Linked DNA regions of Mus musculus: region 2 is linked to region 1. The links are chromatin loops, found by intact Hi-C in ENCODE. Cell type or tissue: left cerebral cortex. All regions are shown on one strand.

Region 1 (8,000 bases):
GAACTCAAGACCATCATCCCAGGGATAGTACTACCTACAATAGCCTAGGCCCTCCTCTCTTGTCAATCATTAATTAAGAAAATGCCTACATGAGCCAGCCCCGGAGATGTGAGAACAGGAGAGCTGGCCCAACCCCTTAAAGGCTGCATCACTTGGGGGAGTGGGCCCCACATCTTGACTGGACAGCACAGCGGAGCTGGCTCTGGAGGAGTGGGTATTGTTGAGATAGCCCAAGTGCATGAGAGCAGGAGAGCTGCCCTTGCTCCCTGGTGATGGCAGCAGCATCAGGTGGCTATCGGAATCAGTGCTGGAGAGGTGGGGAGGATAAGGGAAAGCCAGGGCACTGACTAGCTAGCTCAGCTACCACCTGGGCCCAGAGCAAGTTGGTCCACCCCCAAATCTATATCATCTGCAAACGGTTGGGACACGTGAAAGGGCAAGTCTTGCTGATCCAAAGTCCCAGGATCTCCATGACACAGGATAAACAGGAGGAGACCCAGTGAGGATTGATGGTGTCAGAGAAGCCAGGGGTCAAGGACTCATTGCAATGAACATTTGCAAGTGAAGATGTGTGGACAGAGGGATCTACTGTGGGACAGCTTCCCTCGTGAGATGTTTGTTTTCTATGCTTTGTTTGTCTGTGTATTTTTCTTTTTATTTTGGAGAGTGGTTTGCAAGGGAGGATATAAGGGAACAGGGAGACAAGCTGGACTTGGGTGCATGATATGAAACTCACAAAGAATAAAAAAAAGGTGTGTGTGTGTGTGTGAGAGAGAGAGAGAGAGAGAGAGAGAGAGAGAGAGAGAGAGAGTTCTCAACTCAGGTTCCTTCCTTTTAGATAACTGTAACTTGTGTGTCAAGCTGACATAAAACCAGCCAGCACAAATAGCAACCCTAATACCATATCTTCATTTGGCTGAGTCCATGTTCCCTACTTTTTTCCTTAGCAGCGCCCTTTTAAAGCATGGTTTTATTGCATTTTATTTATTAATTTTGTTTGTGTGAGAGCCATGGGGTACATGTGGAGGGCAGGGGACAACTTTCAGGAGCTGGTTTACTCCTTCCACCGTGTGGTTCCTAGGAATTGAACTCAGGTCATCAGGCTTGGTGGCAAACACCTGTACCAGCTGAGTCATCATATCTCTGCCCCTGCTTTGATATTCTCTCTCTCTATATATATATCTATAGATATATATAGATATAGATATAGATATCACACATATGCAAACACACACACACACTGTAGCTGTCTTCAGGCACACCCAGAAGAGGGCATCAGACATCAGATTCCATTACAGATGTTGTGAGCCACCATGTGGTTGCTGGGAATTGAACTCAGGACCTCTGGTAGAGCAGTCAAGTGCTCTTAACCACTGAGCCATCTCTCCAGCCCTGCTTTGATATTCTTGAGAGCATTTGGAAGAGAGCTGGTGTGGGTGTTTAGACTGGTAGAGTTCATTGGAAACAGACTCTGTGTGGCTTTTTAATTAATCTCAAGATTGTCATGAGTGGATTCAAATTCCTTTGATAAACACAGCTTATAAGTTCAAGTAAACAGACACAATTTCTCACAAGAAACAGTTAAACAGATGTCATTTTCAATAACAAACATCCAAAGGCTTAAACTCCAGCCAGCAGTCTTTGAGAGATAAACCTTAGGATATTGCAAAGAAGCTCTGCCCTTTCTGGTAAATAACAACCACGGCAAATATTTGCAGGGTGCTGGCTTTGCTCTGTGTGCGTCTACGTATATGAATCCATTAGAAACCCCATTTTGTAACAGCGAGCCAGAAGCAAAGGCTCGATGTAATTTAAAATGCCTAGCTGCCGGCATACGAATACTCGCAGCCCGCTTCTCCCTGATCTGAATAAACACAGGGTAAAGCAGACGCAGAGCTTCGCTCTCCCCAAGCCGCTTGAGCCAACAGCTTTATTACATTGAACCTTCTTCTGAGATTTCTCATTAATCACAGCTGAAGCGCGTAGCCTCTGATCTTAACTTTAATTATGAAACCTTGAGGTTCGGTGGTTTTCAATTTCCAATTTCTCTAGTTTGAGCTTCATTCACCCTGAGCTGGAATCTGTATTTTGTCCTTAGAGGACAATAGGTGCAGGGCATGTACTTCCTGCTCTTCCTGTTTCCTCCCTGATAGGATACAGATGCTTGTATTATCTACCTGTAGCTCGCTCTCCAGGACTGAGCTGTCGGAGCCGGGCATGATAAGAGTGCTTGCTTAGAGGGCATTTTGATTCCAGCCCTGCTAAAAACGAGAAGAAGGACTCTATCTATCATGGGCCTTGGTAGGGGTAGTCTTACTGGAATGAGGTAAAGCCCTGCAGCCTGCAGGGGGCAGTGAGGCTGAGTCCAAGGTTGCAACAAGAAATACAGAAATACGGGCCAAGCAGCCAAGCTGTGATACTAATTTTATAGCCAAAGTTCAGACAGCTCTGTGATGTGCATCTATGATGTTTTCCTCCTCTGTGTGTGCACGTGTGTCTGTCTGTCTGTCTATCTTGGTCCCTTGCCCTCCTTTTACCCATGCCTCATTGATCTTCTGAGAAGCGAGATGCAGACAATACCTTTCTGCATCCAGTCATCTGGTTTACATACCTAAGAATCCAGCCACCTGGGACGTAGCCACCCTGACAACCTCTCCTCGTCAGTCTTTTCCACTGGGACCGAGGCTAATCACATGCCCTGGTTGTTCCAGTGAAGGTGGTTGGAAAAGAGGGGCTCACTCGCACGAAGCTTCGCCTGTTGGAGCTGGGGCCAGGCCTGGTGCTAGGGCCTTCCCCACAGTCTCCAGTAATCGAAGGTGGGACAGTGGGTAAAAGCACTTGCCACATGTGTATGAGGTTCCAAATTTGGACCCCCTAGAGCCCACACAAAGGCAGACATGATAGCACATGTCTGTAATCCCAGTTGCCTTAGGGCAAGACAAGAGATGGAGTCAGGAGACTCCCCGAAAGCTGCAGGTGCACTCTGCTCTTGGACTGAATATTCAGTTTGAGCCTCTGCTTCAGGTTCCCCCCTATGGGAATTTTCTCCCCTGCTGTGATGGGCTGGACCTCAAACTGGGAGTCAGAATAAACCCATCCTTCTTCAAGTTGTCTTTGCCAGGGTCTTTTCTATCAACGAACTGGAAAACAACCATCTAGTTATGCGCCTGTTGCTGTAATAAAGCACTTTGGGAGGGAAAGGGTTTATTTCATCTTACAGTTCTACATTGTAGTGTGTCAGTCACCAAAGGAAGTCAGGGCAGGGACAAGAGGCAGGGACTGAAGCACAGCCTGTGGAGGAGGGCTGCTTTCTGGCTTGCTCCCCACAGCCTGCTCAGCCCATTATTTTTAATACAATCCAGGACCTCTAGCCCAGGGGCGGCATAACCCACAGAGGGCTGGGTCCTCCCACATTAATCATTAATCAAGAAAATGCCCCATAGGATTATGTATAGGCTAATATCACAGGGCACTTTGCTAGTGCAAGTCTCTCTTCCCAGATGAATGAAGTCTGTGTCAAGTTGACATACAACTAACCCGGAAAGGAGCTAAGACACTGGTCATAGGTGAAAGAACTTGGTCGGAAGAATTGAGTGTCCTTCTGTCCCCCATGACTAATCGAAAGTGCCCTTTGCTTTCTCTATAGGCAGACTCCAGTTGTCCACAAGAGGGCGCTGTAGAACCAGGGAATCTCCGGAGGCTTCACTTCACTTCACCCGGAGGCAGGATCGTTCCTAAAGGGTTTAAATGGAATGAAAGAGGGCCTGGAGGACGCACCCTGTTACAGACTCTCTGCTTCAGGCAGCACCTCCAGGCTCAGTCTCTGACCATCTGTGGGTATCTGTCCTTCTTCTCTGTAAGCTGTGAACTTCCCAGGGTCTGACCTGTGGTGCCGGAGACCTAGCACGCGTGAGGTGGACAGGCCTAAGCTGGCTGAGAGTGTCACTGGAGCACGGGAGTACTGAAACGTACGAGCTCTGGAAAGGAGTGCAGCACATCAAGTTGTCAGCTGGGATCTGGAGACCAGGAGTGCAAACACAGCGGGCGGAGTGACGCTGCCAGAGCCATTCTGCTCTGAGAGACAGCAGGCATTAGCAAAACCAACCGTTAGGTGCACAAGTGCCGTTTGTTAATGCGCTGGGAGCCAGAGGACACTGATGGGAGGAGAGGTCACACAAGCTTTACTGAGAAGTGTCACTAGCCTGGCAGACAAGACTGAAAAGGTGGGGGGCGGTGTTAGGGACAGCAGCAGAGATTGTCCCTGTGCAAACACCTGGTCAGCAGTCGGGTCACTGGACTGACATAGTTTCTGCTGTGCTGTGCTTGGAGATGTGCCTCTCTGAGCCATCACTTTACCATCCACAGAGTGAACAAATCGATGTGTGTCGGGTGCAGACGTCGAAGCCCACGCCTGTAATCCAGCACGTGTGGATATGAAGGCAGAAGAATCAGAAATGGAAGGCCAGTCTCAGCGCCGTGGTGAGTTCAAGGTCAGAGTGGGCTACATGAGATCCTTCCTCAAAAAAAAAAAAAAAATTGATGTTTTTGTGGCAAAAGGTATATTTTTTTAAAAAAAGAAACCCCAATAGAACATTATGTTTAAAAAAGACTATCTGACATGCCTGTTCACGTGACAGAAAAATAAATGACGGGCCAGAGAGATGGCTCAGCAGATGAAGGTACTCGCCACCAACACTGACGACCAGAGTGCCACTCCAGGACCCAGATGGTGGAAAGAGAGAACCAGCTGCTTAGGACTGTTCTCTGACCTCCACATGCCCTCCCCCCTTTCCCTTTTCTCCGTCCCCCTCTTTCCCACTCCTACATGATTCTCTCACCCATGGGGGGGGGGCCCAGCCCGGTGACCATACCCTACTCAGGGTTTCCTTCTCCCGTGGCCCCCAATCACAGGGATGCAGTGAGCATCCAACAGTCTGGCTCCAGTTCAGATATTAAAGCGCCATCTTTAGGAACTGTCCCAGGTAGCTGCCAAGGGTACCCTATCTCCCCACCCTCTGCTTTCACCTGAGCTCCTTATCCTGGGCACATGCTGGAGACATGCTCAGCAGTCATGAGCACGGCTGTTCTTCCAGAGGACCAGGGTTTGGTTCTTGGTACCCATAGCTGGTGGTTCACAAAGCCTGTGACTCCAGTTCCAGGGGATCCTATGGTCTCTCCTGGCCTCTGTGGGCAGCACCACACACACTCTTGTTACACACATTGTGGTGGTTTGAATGAAAATGGCTCCCATAGGCTCAGAGGGAGTGCCACTGTTAGGAGATGTAGCCTTATTAAAGTAGATATGGCCTTGCTGGAGGAAGTGTGTCACTGGGGGTGGGCTTTGAGGTTTCAGATGCTCAAGCCAGGCTCAGTCACACTCTCTCTTCCTGCTGCCTGTGGATCCAGGTGTAGAACTCTCAGCTACTTCTCCAGTGCGTCTGCCTATATGCCTCTGTGCTTCCCACCATGGTGACAATGGACAAAACCTCTGAGCTATAAGCCAGCTTCCTTTATAAGTGTTGCCATGGTCATAGTGTCTCTTCGAAGCAATGGAAGCCCCATATAAGACACACATAAATAAAAAATAAAACCTTAAGACTTTAGCCAGGAGTTACTCATGATGATATTTTAAATCCATATACTTATGCATGGCTTATGTAATATTTTTTAAATAAACAAATGTAGAGATGGTAATGTCACCTGAGATCTCCAATACTGGATGGGGGGAGATAGCTCAATAGGTAACGCCACTGCTGTACAACCATGAGTACCTGAGGAAAAATAGCTGTGTATGGTGGGGTGCACCTGTCCCCCCACTGCACTGGGGACCCCGGGAGGTTATTGACCAATAACCTGAACTATCTCCAGATTCAATGAGGGACCCTGACACCAAACATAAGGAGGAGAGTGACAGAGAAAGGCATGTGACATCAGAACCTGGCCTCACTCGGCCACACATAGCTGCACATGCTACACACAGAGGTGGGAGATTTCAAGAGCTCAAGTGAGTGTATTTCAGGTAATGGCCAAGGGATGGGCCACCCAGTGTATAGGGGGAACACCAATGCCCAGACATGGGCATTATTCATTATTTTTAGTCCCAGGCTTAAGTGATCTAAGTATTAAAATGAGAAACAGCCTCATGGAAGTCTGAGGCTGGCCTGAAAAGCCTGCATAGATCATGAGCAGATATAAAGATAAAGTTGTGGACACAGGGACCAAGCTTAGCACAAGCCCAAACGGGAGTCCAGACACCTGGGGCATGGTCTGTGCCAAACAAGTACATCGCCAGTCTTTTTATGGCTCATCTTTATAGTGATCTTGCTCTCCTTTAAAAATAAGGTTAATTTCAACAAGGTGTTTATTTTATGATGGAATCCATTCTGTAAGGAGGAAGGGGCAAGCTCCACGTCAGGGGGTGGTGGGATGGAGACCTGCCTCTCAAGGGAAGCTTCCAGACGTCCAACTCTCACCATCCAGCTTGGCAAAGGAAAAAGCTGCAAAAAAAAAAAAAAAAAAAAAAAAAAAAAATCCAAATTTGCCTAGATCTGAGTTTTAACACACAGATAAATTTTTCTAAACACCCTCAAAGGCCATTCAAGGGAAATAAATGGCTTTTCCTCCCTCCAGTGACACACAGTTACCTCCACTCCTGGGTGACTCCTGGGGAGAGGTGAACAATGTCTAGACAGCTCAGAGAGAGCACCACGAACAGACCAAAGACACTCTCCCACTGGGATATGACTCAGTGGACCAGGGAGTCTGTGGGGTTACTCGTGGGAGCACAGTGACTCTAAAGCAGCTACAGCATAGAGAAGCCCACCCAAGCGCCAGTGAGGTCTCCGCAAAGCTGCATACCTATAGTTCCCTTCTGGACTTGCAGGAGGCTCAGCACGGTGTAAAGGCTAATTCTGATTGTCTAGTTGATTGGATCTGGAATTACCTAAGAGACATGCCTCTGTGTCCATCTATGGAGGTGTTTCTAGGATGGGTGAAGATTCCCAGAGCAGATAGACGTTCAGATAGGACATCTGCCTATCTTCACTCCTTGCTGGTGAGTGTGTCTATCCCATTGCTTTGAGAAGCCCAGTTTCTTCAGCCGTTCAATATGGGCTGAAGCCCGGAGGTTCTCCAGGAGTGCTCCAGGCCTTCAACACCAGACTAGGACTGCTAAGGCATCCGGCATCGTGGATTGAGGAATTTCTGAGTTCTCAACCTCTTCAGTGTGTGGGCAGCTAGCACTGAGCTACTCTGTCCATATCACGGAAGTCAGTGCACCCAGTCTCCCTTGCGACACATATTCTGTCTCAGATCCTTTCTTAAAGAACCTGACTAACACATGTGGTATTGTGTGAACTCCAGGAGGGCGGGTGTTCTTGTCTCTGTCTTCCATGAAGGGAGCTGGCATGACTGGCTGGAACCCTCACCTCTGACCTTCTCTGATGCTCCATTCCAGAGCAACAAATGCCACTATCCTTGCAGCAGACAGGACAGTATGACACGACAGAGTAGGCAGCTGCCCTTTAAGATGCAATTTCAGGCACCCCAGAAAGAACACACCTCCATCTCCCACACCTCTACCACCCACGGTCACGTTGGTTCCAGAGTAAGCGGTCTGGTTCCATTTGCAAATCCAACCTGCTTGCAGAGGTTCACTCCACCTTAGTGTCCCCAGACTGGAAATGCTGGTGACAGCTACTCTAACTTCCTCTCTGGAATATGAGGAGGTGTTACAGGGGTCCCTGCTCCTCCTCGGCTACAACCTCCTCCTCCTCCTCATGTTTCTCCCTCCTCCTTTTAACTCAAAAGAGATGGATGACTTACAAAGAGCAAATGAGTCAGAAATAGGGAAGCGGAAAAAGAGAACGATTTTGCCAAGTTATTATTCAGAGGTGCTCTCTGGGACCGAGAACAAGAGCGACCCCATCAATCACACAGCAGAGCGCCCGGGCAGGCGATCTATGGTGTCAGCCGACAGCCATTGCATGAGCAAGTAGGCC
Region 2 (8,000 bases), 280 kb after region 1:
GCTTCCTCAAGGCTCATTCTCTATAGCAGAATGTAGGAGGGTTATGAACAAACTTAATGCTTTTGAGTCTGAATCCGTCTCGCAGGGTAGCAATTGCTGTGATTGGCAGTGATCACCTTTACCTGACCTATCTCAAATACCCATCTCCCACAGGACCCCTAGAGGCTCAGGTCAGCTTTCTTCCTGCTGTATTTTCAGGTGGGCCTGAGGCCCCTTTACTCTTGCATTGGACGTAGCACTTGGTGCACATCTTAGCTCTGGATCAGCATCAGTGGTCCAGACAGCTCCCTGAGCACTGGGTCTGCAGCCGGGTTCCCTGGTCCCCTGGGGCAGAGCTCCTTGGGTGAGCTCTCATGGGAACTCTGCACCTTGCTGGGAAGGTGCTACTCAACCCTCTCTGCCCACACCTGTGTTTGTTTACATGTGTGTGGAGGTGAGGGGGCCTTGGGTGGCCTTTAGATGGCTTGCATTTTTGTTTGAGACAGATCAGTCACTGGAAAGTCTTAGACAAGGATGCCTGGCTAGGGAGCCTAGGGGTTTCCCTAACCACCTGTGCCTGCCTCTCTGGCACTAGGGTACAAGTGAATACCACCAAGCTGTGGTCCTTTGTCCCTGTGTTCGGCTTCACTAGAAGATCCTCCTGTGGAATGGGAGAAAAGCCCAAAGTTGAATCTGGCCTGTCTCTACCTGTAGCTGTGAATCCAAGGTTCTTGGTGGACTAAGACAGTGGTCCCAACCCCATCCGAGGCAGGATGGATGCCTCTTTCATAGGGGTCACCTCAGACAATTGGAAAAACAGATGTTTACATTATGAATCAAGACAGTAGCAAAATTACAGTTATGAAATGACAATGGAAATAATTTTATGGTTGGGGAAGCCAGCATGGTGTGAGGAATTAAAGGGTCACAGCATTAGCAGGGTTGAGAACCACAGTATTAGAGTAACAGATGGAATGGGGCCAGATCCAGCCTCTTCCATAGGTAAGGGTGCAGGGCCCAGCCACACCAAGATGGGCAGTAATAGTTCTGTCCAACCAATAGCGTTTGCCTTTAGTGTCTCTAGAAGGTCTAGATACAGCTGCCTCTTTCACACTCCAAACCAAACATGGTCATGGGTCACTCGCAGCTCGTCTTTGTCCCTGGGGCCTCCCTTCCTGTGATGCTGAGCTTCTCAGGGGAGCACCCTGTCCACAGGCAGATGAATTTGGAATCATCATTAGTGGCAGCTTGTGGTCAGAAGCAGGGATTCATCTCCAAACTGCCTGGGTTTGAAGCTTATTTCTGCTTTTTCTCTGCCGTGTGACTCTAAATGAGTTACTACATATCCCCATGCCTCCAGATGTTCACTTATAAAATCAGTGTAAGCTTTACATGGGACAGGATTGTAAAGACACGCGCACGCGCGCACACACACACACACACACACACACACACACCCCTACATTGCTGAAGGAACATAGCCTTATGGAATTTAGGTGGGCAGAGAGGCAAGGGGAGGGTATTCTGGGAAGACACAGAGACAGGCTAGTTCATAGGTCTATGCAGAAGATAAAGGCTAAGGTAGTCTTTCCCCTCAGGGATCCTCACAGAGCTGTGGCCTGGCTGCATCTCAAGGCTAGTGTTTCTTCCGCAGGCTCAGCCATCGCCTACTCTGCATACACGTTCCCTGATGCACTGGTCTGCAGTACCTTCCATGAGTGCTACGTAGCACTGGCCGTGCTAAACACCATTCTCAGCACTGGCCTCTCCTGCTACTCCAGGTACTGGGCATTCTGATCTTGGTGGGGCAGGGGTTGGGGGACCATGGGAGGACCTAGCAGGCATGGGATGGGCAGTTGGGGCCAGCTGAAGAGCCCAACAGAAAAGGCTCCAGGTATAGTCCCTGTCATACGACATATCAGTTGCTTTATTTATTTCTAGGACAAAGCACCTGACAAAAGTGACTTAAAGGAAGACAGTTTTCTCTGGCTCACAGTTTTCTCTGTGTGTTGGTGGGCACAGTCCATCAAGGCCGAGAAGTTACAGCGGCTGGGGCTTGAGGAAGATAGATGGTTCCACCAGCTATCTTAATGCTTTCCTCTCACTTCAAGACCCCAGCCTACAGTGTGATGTCACCACAGCTAGGGTGGGCCTTTCTACTTTAATTAATTTAATTTAGAAACTTCCTAATAGGCCTACCTCAAGATTTGTCTCCATGGTTTAGAAAGAAAGAAAGAAAGAAAGAGAGAGAGAGAGAGAGAGAGAGAGAGAGAGAGAGAGAACAATTAAAGGGCTGGAGAGATGGCTCAGCAGTTAAGAGCACTGACTACTCTTCCAAAGGTCCTGAGTTCAAATCCCAGCAACCACATGGTGTCTTACAACCATCCATAATGAGATCTGATGCCCTCTTCTGGTGTGTCTGAAAACAGCTACAGTGTACTTACATATAATAAATAAATAAATCTCTAAAAAAAAAAAAAAAGAAGAAAAAGAAAGAAAGAAAGAAAGAAAAGATTGTCTCCAAGTCTCCATGGTGACTCTAGATTCTATCTAGTTGACAATATCAGTTATCACACTGAACTTCATGGGTATCCCTTGGGCAGCCACTTGGCTCTTTGGAAAAGCCCCAAATATGACCAGATGCTCTGAAATTCTTCATAACGTAGACAAGAGTGACCCTACACTAGAATTGTTTTTATAGTCTCCATAAGTTCTACAGATGGCTTTACTGCTTAGGCAAGTCACTGTGTGTGTTCCTTGAATTTCAATCCTCTCCCCTGTACAGTGGGGTCAACACAGCTCCCTTCTGCATAGCCGATTCTCAGTCATATGCAGAGGATGCCTGCACAGGCATGGACAGGGAGAGGTCCTCAGAACCAGGCTGTCCTCCTCTCACAGGGATGGGTGGGAATGGCATCTCTAGGTGCACTGATGAAGGGCATTCAAGCGTGGCCACGAGTCATGCCAGCTCTCCGTGCACTGATGGGTGATGAAGAGCCTTCAGGCGTGGCCGTGAGTCATGCCAGCTCCCTGTCTCTAATCCTGTTACTCCTTTTCCTTTCATGCAAGATTCTGTGGGGCGGAGTGTGAGCCGCGTTGTCATGGGAGTATCTGTGCTAGTTGACACTGCTCTTTGCAGAAGTGGCCTGCCTGAAAGCACAGGCTTCCTCGGTTGCTTAGGAAACCTTCCAGGTGACTGTAGCCAGGTGACAGCCCTATCTACATAGTGCTAAGAAGTGGCAGGCCAGGAGAGGTACTAGGGTTGCATGTGTGTCCTCTGTACCCCCAACTGTACTGTCCCCTCTCCAGGGAGAAGCAGGCATAGTAAGGGCTTCCTCTTTGGTATGGTCTTGGTTCTAGTTTGCTCTGAGTGACACCCAGGTTGTGGGGAACCTGCCAAATTGTGTCTTTCTTTCTTTTTATGGGGGGGGGGGGTAAGATTTTTCTGCAGCATCCGATAGGTTTACCCAGGTTTTCCTCCTTTTGCCGGAATTTTTGGGAAGGACTAGAGGCAGGCATAGTTTGCTCTCCCTGGGAGTCAAAGTGTCTTGCTTGGTGTGCCCCACTGAATTTTCTGTAGCATCATCCCTGGGGAACTGCTCTCTCATATTCTTGGAAGATGCGGAAAGACTCTCTGATTTTCTTGGAAATCACAGAATTCCATGAAAGCTGGATGGAGCTTGAATCTACCTGTAGAGCCAGGAAATAAAGTCTCTGCTCCTGGATCACTGGGTCCTTCTAATTCCAGGAGGCGTTAAACTGTGTAGTATACAGCGTCTGTGCCATGGTGAAGCGAGGTGAATACTTGGTCAGAGGCATATTCACAGCACAGAGGTGCAGTGTGCCTGGGTGGCCTTTCCTCTGGCTGCCTGGGCTCCTGGGTAGACCCTGCATCTGGTCTTTGGGTCAGTTATTGTCCCTATGTAGTTGGTCCCTTAGCTCCTCATGGCTCTGGTATTCAGAACTGGGGGCCAGAGAGAGCAAATGTTGTGCTTAGTAGGGGTAGAGATGGCGCATGGGTGTGAAAGATGCAGTCCCTACGATCTGTGGGTCAAGACTTCTTTCCCAAGAGCACAGAGTGCAGCCTATTGGGATGTTTGCAGCCTTTTAAATTAAGTTTTTAAAGCTCCTGGCTACCTGTTACCACCAGGATACATTGCTTTATTCTAGTCCAGAGTTCCCCCACACCCCACCCTGACCATGCAGGTCCACGGTGGATGCTGTATATTTAGCATGCCTGCAGTATTTGGATGAAGACATGTGGCACAGACCCAGGAATGTCTTGTGACCCCATGTTTGGGGCTTCCTCTCCTTGACAACGACGTACTTTGTTTCTGCTGATCCTGAGAGTACATCTGGGCTACTGTGCCCATTCACCTAACCAACATTCCTCAAAGGCTGCCTGGGCTCTGGGACCCATGTGAAAAGTCTGGCACTGTGGGTGGAGTAAGGTTGTGCCCTCAGAGGGTTCCAGGAATAGGAAAGGCGCGCGCGCACACACACACACACACACACACACACACACACACACACACACACACACACAGCTTACTGCTCTATGGAGCAGGACAGAGAGCAAGAGAAGCAGGTCATGTCAGTGGCTCAATGGCACTCATTTAGACACACAGGTTGTCTTAGGATTACTGACTCAATGGGCAGAGTTCTCAGTCCTCAGGCCTGTAAACCAGCTGTGCTTGGCAGTGCTTTGGAGGCATCTTGGGCCAGGGCTGCTACCTCCAGGAATCTCTGGCTGTGGTGACATCCTGTGGCTAGATGTGGAATTGCACCTTGGGAGTGGCCCCCCCTCTTCTGTGGTTTGGATTTTTTTTTTTTGCCTCTGTTTCTATTTTGCTTCTTCTACTTTTTGTCCCCTGCAGACCCAGCTTTGCTGCTGGAGAGGCTGATTCATTTGCCTCCTGGGGAAGTACTTTTTCAGGCCTGGTGACAAGTCACAGGAAACCATGCTTTGGGGCACAGCCCTCCACAAGTCAGAGCCCGATTTTCTTTGCGTGTAAGTGGCCAGCCACAAGGAGCACTCTTTTAGGAGTAAGCCCGGCCCAGGCACTGCAGATACATAACCGCACTGCTGTGGTTGGACAGCTTCTGCTGGGGTTATGGGCCCCTGGGGGAAGAAAGACTGAGGCTGGGCCTGGCAGGGGCAGGCAGGGGCACTTGGGCCAAATCCTAGCTGTGTCTGTTCTCAGCTCCTCCTTAGACCCTCCACCCAGAACCTGTCCTCTCTTGCTCTTACCTTCTGCTCCAACATAGCTGTGATGAGAGGGGAGGGGTTTGTTTTCATAGCAACTGTTTAGTAGCTGGGCTGTGTGTGACTCTAAGGGCCGTGGTGCCTCTTTTCTTCAAGTCCTTATAACAACACTATGAGGGAGGGACAGGTCAGACACAGCTTTAGAGGCAACCTGCCAGGGCAGCGCGATCCTGATGTGTCCAGCCTGTACTGGAATCTGGGGTGTCCCTGTGGAGCCACAGTGCATCCGCCTCTTCCCCAGTGTTGTAGTGTAATCATGAAGGTAATTGGGTTTGGTTTTTGTTTGTTTCATTTATTTATTTATGTATATGAGTACACTGTAGCCACTTTCAGACATACCAGAAGAGGGCATCATATTCCATTACAGATGGTTGCGAGCCACCATGTGATTGCTGGGAATTAAACTCAGGACCTTTGGAAGAGTAGTCAATGCTCTTAACCACTGAGCCATCTCTACAGCCCTTGTTTTGGTTTTTGAACTCAGGGTCTCCTATAGACGAGGCTGACTTCAAATTCACGATATAAAATATATTTAAAATGACCTTGAGGAGTCTGAAGAGATGGCACTCATATAAATAAAATAAATCTTTTTTAAAAATGACCGTGAACTTCTGATCCACCTGCCTTGACCTCTGAGTGTTGGACTCACAGGCAAGTGTCACCATGTCTGGCTTATGAGCACCGAGGATGGAATCCAAGGCTTCCTGCATGCTATCCTGGTACTCTACTAGCTGAGCTACATCTACAGCCCCAGAGCTGCAGTTTTGTATGGGGTCTCCCTGCTAAATCCTGACCTCCTGGTAGCCAGCCTGAGTGTCTGTACTGCTGAAGGTCTAAAGCTATTGCCCCTCTCTAGGTCCCCAGTGGTGACCAGTCTAGAAAGTTCCTGTCTCTTGCTTCTAAACAGTAAGCGCAATGGATTCCTTTTGGATTCTGTCTTTGCATTGGAGGGTAGTGGGACAGCTTGGGGAAGAGGGAAAGACAGACCCTCTGCATAGTCACTCTCCCCAGGCCGGTGTTCTTGTGCATGGCATAAATATTTTAGAAACTCCTCTGGATTATCCAGCACCTCCTTGAATCCAGGTCTTTGTGTGGCCATCACCTGGGTGGTTCCAGTTGCTTGGGTTCATCTCTGTTTCTGTAGAATGTGAGACCTGGGGTTTGTGCTTGAGGCCACTTCCTGTCTCTGTGGTGTCCACCTTCTAAAACTTCTCTGCTGTTTGATCCCCTCTGTCCTCATCCTGGTTTGCCTACCATTACGTTTCATGTTCTTAGAGCAAGTTTCTCCTTCTTCGCTGAGGTCTTGTCATTTCCACCAGTGTAGGAGGGATGAGAAAGGCTCGTGAGAAGCTGTGGTCCATGGTCCTAGTCCATGCATGACTGTACAGTATGTGAAAGTACTTGTCCTCTGTTGATGACCCGTGGGCATATGTGTGAGGTCCTGAAAAGCTTCCATCCTCCCTGGCTGCAGGTTTCTTGAACTCCAGAAGCCCCGGCTCTGCAAGCTACTCCGGGTCCTGGCCTTCGCCTACCCCTACACTTGGGACTCACTCCCCATCTTCTACAGGGTAAGCACACGGAGCCTACCTCTCCTCTCCTCCGGTCAGCAGTGCCCAGGGGATGGTTTCCTGAGCTCTGAGGAAGTCATAACACCGTGGAGGGCCCTGGCGGGACCCATAGGGGTTGAGTGCTGCGGTTAGTTAGAGATAGTCTGAACACAGAGGCCCTTGGAAACAAACTGACTAGGGCCTTAGCAACAGCCACAGAGAACTGGGCAAGGCTTGCAGCCTGGGGGTTGGTGAACATCAGTGCCAGCTGAGGGGAAAGCCCAGTACATGCATGACTGTACATGCATGACTGTACAGTATCAGGAATGCAGTGTGTCAGTGAAGGAAAGGTGGGGATGGACGTCTTAAAGGCAACATGAAAATGAGGCAGAAAAGACCAGGGAGGGGAGCTGAGGTGAGATAACAAACGCAAGAAGGGAAAAGACCCTCACTTGCAGGTCAGGTGGGCTTGGGTTCAAATCCTAGTCTCCATGGTTACTTGTTGTGGGATTTAGGCAGTACATATAACCTTCCCGAACCTAGGTTTCCGCATCTGTTATGAGGCTAGTGTCTGCTTCTGCATAGGAGGTAATGAAGATTCCTGGATATAATGCATCTTACAGGTCCAGAGTTACCTTGTAAGTGGGCTTCTCCCAGAGGCAGTGTGAGGCCCAAATGGCAGGGGGTCGGGGCACAGGGTAGTGAATGAGGAGTTTGCCTGCTACCTGTGGGAAGCAGCGAGTGTTTGCTCTGTAATTCCCTTGAGTGGGTCTACAGAGACTTGGGGGATGGGCACGCAGTTCACTGCTCTCAGTCCTTGGAGTTTGTGCAGACACAGAGAATAGCCGCTGGTGGCCATTGTCAGTTACATGCAGATTTCATGCCCTGTGATGCTATCTAGTGGCTGTGTGGGACAGCAGGGCAGAGGGGCAGGGGATGGCAGCAGAAGTGTGCTGCCTCCATTCCAACCGTCGCCTCACTGCTTATCAGTGGCTCCTGCAAGCCAATCTCAGGCTTAGTCGAGTCTGCCTTAAGGTCCCTACTAAAGCTCAGATAGGGCGAGGCATGCAGATGGTCAGCCTGGTGCCCGGTTCCTCGTAGTAGGGGAAACTACTTTTGTTATTTATAAAAATGACACAAAAATTCTGCTTAACCTTGAAGCAATATAATAGTCATACACTGTAGGGTGGTGGATGCTGGGTATGGAG

Evidence for each region. Peaks named below come from ENCODE experiments on the same cell type or tissue, not always from the same donor. Only the 100,000 strongest peaks of a DNase experiment are listed, where the experiment ranks them.
Region 2: a loop joins it to region 1, with 8 times the contacts of the local background. A loop is called at or near these places in 29 of 42 quality-filtered maps.

The regions. Positions count from the first base shown.
Region 1 is chr9:62,240,167-62,248,166 of GRCm38, reverse strand. It overlaps A730043L09Rik (RIKEN cDNA A730043L09 gene), which reads left to right and starts at 4,067. Exons shown (of 3, transcript NR_040769.1): 1 at 4,067-4,223; 2 at 4,366-4,479; 3 at 4,638-5,571. In left cerebral cortex, CTCF peaks have their summits at 2,339 (motif pointing right), 3,454 and 3,655 (motif pointing right); DNase peaks (open chromatin) are centred at 3,686 and 7,561; H3K4me3 peaks cover 220 bases.
Region 2 is chr9:61,962,541-61,970,540 of GRCm38, reverse strand. It overlaps Paqr5 (progestin and adipoQ receptor family member V), which reads left to right. Exons shown (of 8, transcript NM_028748.2): 5 at 1,634-1,760; 6 at 6,717-6,813. Among named protein-coding and RNA genes, the nearest start is that of Gm35152, 10 kb to the left of the region's middle. In left cerebral cortex, a CTCF peak has its summit at 4,746 (motif pointing left); DNase peaks (open chromatin) are centred at 3,016 and 4,736.